Regions from separate parts of the Homo sapiens genome. Here region 2 is linked to region 1. Evidence: chromatin loops called from intact Hi-C (ENCODE). Cell type or tissue: Caco-2. All regions are shown on one strand.

Region 1 (2,500 bases):
GCCATTTGATGATGGTAGGAAGAAACAAAGCCTTGAAGATTCATGCATTGAGAGAATAAGAGTTAGTGAGTAAACCAGATGTGTTTCAGGACTGGGACCCTGCAGTCATCAACCACCTCACACCTGCGTCAGTAACAAACCCAAGCTACAGCATGATTTTTGTTCTACCTCAGCAGATATTTTATAGATGGAAAAACTGAGGCATAAAGTGGGTAAATACCTCCCCCAAGGTCACGAGATAAAGATAACGCAGTCATCAAATATTCTGTCTCCTCAACATCTGTCTTACTGGAATTCTTGATGGATTGGTACCCCCTTATTATAGTACTGATTTTAACATAGGTTGGTTTTGAATACTGGGTTTTTAAAAATCTTTTCAAATCATTTGTAAATTATGGAAATGTATACATCACATGAAACTTACCATTTTAATCATTTTTAAGTGCACAGTTTAGTTTAAGTACATTCACATTGTTGTGCACTGATCCATCACTATACCTTTTTCATCTGCTCCAGCTCAAACTCTGTACCCATTAAACAATAACTTCCCTTTGCCTCATCCCTCCAGGCCCTGGCAACCACCTCTGAATGCTATTTTATAGCAAAAAGAAATATTAACTTTTGAGCTTGGTTTACAACCAAAAACCACAATTACATGCAGGAGAGAGGGGGTGGGAAAAAGAGGTTAACTCAGAACTCAGTTACTTAGAAGACTCTGTGAGTGTGCTGTGTGTGTGTGTCTTTAAAAGACTCTCCACCTCCCAGCCCGCCTCCTCACACTTTGCCACTGGGTTGTTCAGTCCCCAGGTTCCCTCAGTCCCCAGAAGGAGCCAGCATGGACAATCTCCTTTACAGTTTCGGAAGCAGGTTTGTTGCCATGGAGTTCACATTTTGACGGGAGTTGAGAAGTATAAAGGTAACCATTTGTTTTAGTTTCAACGATCTGACAAAAAGATAGGCTGTTGCTCTTCTTCTGGAAAAGCCTGATTGGTAAGATTCCTTTAAGGGCTCAGCCCCAAAGAGCTTTATCCCATCCCCTCGCAGACTGAAAACTAAAGCCTGCAGAGACCTCTGAAGGAAAACCTGTCCCGGGCTCTGTCACTTCACACCCATGGCTAACCCTGGAGGTGGTGCTGTTTGCAACGGGAAACTTCACAATCACAAGAAACAGAGCAATGGCTCACAAAGCAGAAACTGCACAAAGAATGGAATAGTGAAGGAAGCCCAGGTAAGAGGCACTCTCCCCTACTCTTCTCTGAATTACCTGAACGTTTCAATATTTCTCTGTGAAGATATTTGAGGCTGTCCTAACTTAGAGTTCATCTTATGAAGGGTTTTTACATGTTTTGACTGTTGACTCTGTTAATAGAAAGTGCTTGGCTACCAAAAAGTTTAGGTGTGGATTAAGGAGAAAATGTCTTCTGTATGCAAAAGAGGATACACACAGACTCACACAGCTTCAGGCTCCCTAAAATACAAATGTACCTACTAGACTTTTGTCTCAAGCATTTTGCGGGGAGGGAAGAATTAAGAAAGTTCCAACTCTTTGCATATATTTTTGTCCAAGAGACCTGCTACAACCGTCATGCTTCAGAAGAAAAAGAGGAAGTGAAAGTACATTTTGCTGACATTATGTGGTGGAGATGGCATTCTTCCCAGGTCCATGAGAAATGCATCACTGTTTGAAAGGCGAGTTATTATTGGTGTGTAGTGGAGCATTGTTTTAGCTCACTACTTGATTTGAGGCCACAGTATTTCTTTGAAATGTGACGTCACAGACATTCTTTTCCAAAACACTTCAGAAAGCAGGGCTGATTGTGACACACTGCTCTCAGAAAACAGAACAGCATCTTTAAAACAAACTTGTATTTTCCAACTTGACACTTTTTTTTTTTTTCACTCTTATTGCACCGGGATGTTTGCAGAGTGTCCTAGGCAGGAGGAACTCGAGGAAAGTTGTCAGCTTGTTTTAAGAGAGAGCCTGGGTCTGTGAGGTCCTTATGTAAGGCAGTTCCCCACTCCCCACAGGACATCCCGTGTCACTCTGCTCTGAGCAGCAGAAGTGAGCTCATCTGCCTGAGGAGCAAGCCCAAGTAGTCAAACAGGTAGCCTCCTGTTTGGAAAGAGAAGTGGCACAGGGAGCCCCATGCAATCTTCCATCATTTGATCATCCAGAGAGCAAGTATCCACCCACAGGAAAGGCAGATTGTTCTAAGATCACAGGACAGGTGGGTCTGGCTGGGGCCAGTCCTCCTCTCAGTGAATTACATTCGTGTGTGCAATTGGAAGAGGCTAAAGGAGCTCTAGAGCCTGAGTTGTGTGTAAACAGGCTGTGGTCCCCAAAAGCATTCCCCTCTTAACAAAAGGCACTGTCCAACGCTGGGAGGTGTCTATCAGAAACCTCAGAACTGGCCTGTCCCACCTGAGGATCTGAAACCTGGAGCAATGTGAAGAGAAGGTGCTCAACTCCTGTCAGTTGTATGAAGGAAATTGCAGTAAT
Region 2 (2,500 bases), 84 kb before region 1:
CAATCTCAGATGGGCCACTCAATCCCACTGACAGTCAATTCTCTCATCTGTGAAATGAGTGTACCAATGCTACTTTATAGGCAGCTTTGTCAGGATTAAATGAAGTAATTTAGAAAAAGTACTTAGCAGGGTGACTGGTTGCCTGGCCCTTAATAAGTATTTCATGAGTTCAATTCTGTGCCAAAGATAAAGTATTGCTCACCAGCTAATTGGCCATTGTTCAAATTTTTTTAAGCAAAATGAAAACTTCAAGCTTATTAGAATTAAAATGCTCTGACCCCTTGTATTTTGGAATTATAAAAGATATTGTTTCTCAAAATAATGGTGGTGGGAGGGGTGGGGGGAACCCTCTGTTTGCTTAGGGCCATCTTCCAGCTCTTATCAGGTGGCATTTGCATTAGTCTGGTGGTAAATCCGTCCAGGATGCTGAATAAACAACTGCTTGCCTTTAGTTGGATCTTCAATTACATCAGATATGTGACCTGATGTCTGGAAGCCCTGGGCTGCCAAGGACAGAACAGTCTCTGTGAGGTGATTTAAAGGAGATCTTTGTTCCCTGGCCCCCAAATGTCTTTGTCCCATTATTTCTTGCAGTCTGACATGCTCCCTTTAAACCCCAAAGGCTTTCTGTGTTCAAGAGCTCCTTATCTATTGTTATGCAAATGTCCCTGGGAAAAACAATAATAATTCTTCATCGGCTAATATTTCAAGGAGAACTATAGCAACAAATGCTAACAATTTCTTGGAAGCTCAGATGTAGGAGAGGTATGTGTAAGATAAGGAAGAAGGGGTTGGGGGAAGAGTGAGTTATCTCTAAAAGGGGAGGTAGATGAGAAGGATGGGTTTTAGAAGTAGATAAGCCAGCTTCAGTTTCCCAGGAGCCAATCTCTAGAGCCATGATTTCTGTTTCCTCATTCATAAGGCAGGAAAGACAAAATTTACCTCACTAGGGTGGTTTTAAAGATTAAATGAGACAACATGCAGACTGCTTGTTCCTATGCATTCAAAGGAAGTGGTGACCATTAACTCCGCCTCCAGGCTGTAGGTTCTGAGGGACTAGGATGCAAGATCCCATCTGCCATTTGCTCACTGTGACCCTGGCCATCACTTGGCTTCCACCTGTGTAAAATGGGAAAAAGGTGTTTTCCTAGTCATTAAAAATGTAATATATGAGGCACAGCTTATTAATTTCTAGGTAGAAAACTATACGATTACTCAAGTCAATTGCATGTCATTGCTAATTTAAAGAAAAAGATAATCAATTGATTTTGGGTGAACAGTTTTAATTTGAAGCAGGATTAGTCAAGATAACAATGTATTTTAGCCAGAAATAAATTTAAGTCTGTAGTCATTAGAGTTAAAATATTCTTTCTAATAGCTATACAGTACAGAAAAAGACTGCTGAAGAAATTTGACATGTAATAAAAAAGAGAATGAAGAAAAAGTGAGAGTGGATTTAAAAGGCTGCTGTTCCGTTTTCAGACTGCAGGCTGCCCCCCTGCTGAGCTGCCCAGCTGCTCAGTTCATTTCTTAGTGAAGTGCCTTTTTTGGGCTTAGCCACAAGATGTCAGCCTAAGCTTAGCCATTTGTGCATTTTTCCGCGCCTCCAACCCATTTCTTCCCTTCCATTTCATTTCCTCTTTCGGCTCTGAGCAAATGAATAATCTTTTGGATTGTGGGCACTAGATGAATAACAATGGAGTAACTGGAGCATTCAAAGGGCCTCTGCTGATAGCAGCTTCCACCAAGTCTCAGGAAGAGCCCCCTTTCCTTCCCATTGCAGTCCCCAAGCCTGGGAGGCCATTGTCCTCTCTCAGGCCAAGTGTATCTATGTGTTGGCGCTTCCTACACAGGGACAAAAAATCCAGGATCCGTGACCCCTAGGAGAGAATGCTGTTAACCTGTCTCCCAGGAAGGTGGATAAAGGCGATTTCAGGTTGGCTCAGCAGCCCTGGGAACTTTCAAGGGTGAATACTGCTTTCTCAGCTGCAACCTGTCTTCCCCAATGCATCGGCATTTGAGAACAAGATACCCCACCTGGGTACGAGATGCCTGCAGTACCTCTAAGAATCATGTTCTCACCACATTGGTGAAGGCAAAAAATGGGCAGATTTTCTTTCCCCATGGATTTTTGTAAAGGTGAAAATTTTCCAGACACCCCCCCTACACACACCAGCAAATGTACACTTACAACTGACTGGTCAGAAATCAGTCACCTGCCTGTCCCTGAAACCATCAGCAGTAAGAGGAGTAGGGATGCCATAACTGGTTTAGATTAGTGAGATCCATCTCCTGGGCCTAGGGAGGGTCCACCTTCCTTAAGCACATAGCTTTTGCCAGAGATCAGTACTCCCGGAGCTGAATTCCAGGGCCTGCCGTGATGACCCAGAACTCAGGACACAGCCCTGTCTCCCAGGGGCTCAGTGAACACACGTCCAGTCACGACTGCCCAGGGAGATTTGCAGTGGGCTAGAGTTTTGCTAAAGAGAGGCCAGGCAAC

The links. A loop is a pair of places that touch in the nucleus more often than their neighbours do. Peaks named below come from ENCODE experiments on the same cell type or tissue, not always from the same donor. Only the 100,000 strongest peaks of a DNase experiment are listed, where the experiment ranks them.
Region 2: it touches region 1 in a loop (6-fold over the local background); 3 of 110 quality-filtered maps call a loop at or near these places.

What each region holds. Positions count from the first base shown.
Region 1 is chr20:13,008,157-13,010,656 of GRCh38, forward strand. It overlaps SPTLC3 (serine palmitoyltransferase long chain base subunit 3), which reads left to right and starts at 816. Exons shown (of 12, transcript NM_018327.4): 1 at 816-1,228. The coding sequence starts at 1,112. In Caco-2, no CTCF peak of the experiment used is centred here; DNase peaks (open chromatin) are centred at 805 and 1,095; H3K4me3 peaks cover 2,122 bases.
Region 2 is chr20:12,923,790-12,926,289 of GRCh38, forward strand. It overlaps LINC01722 (long intergenic non-protein coding RNA 1722), which reads right to left. Exons shown (of 12, transcript NR_109868.1): 5 at 943-1,119. Among named protein-coding and RNA genes, the nearest start is that of LINC01723, 25 kb to the right of the region's middle. In Caco-2, a CTCF peak has its summit at 1,542 (motif pointing right); a DNase peak (open chromatin) is centred at 1,542.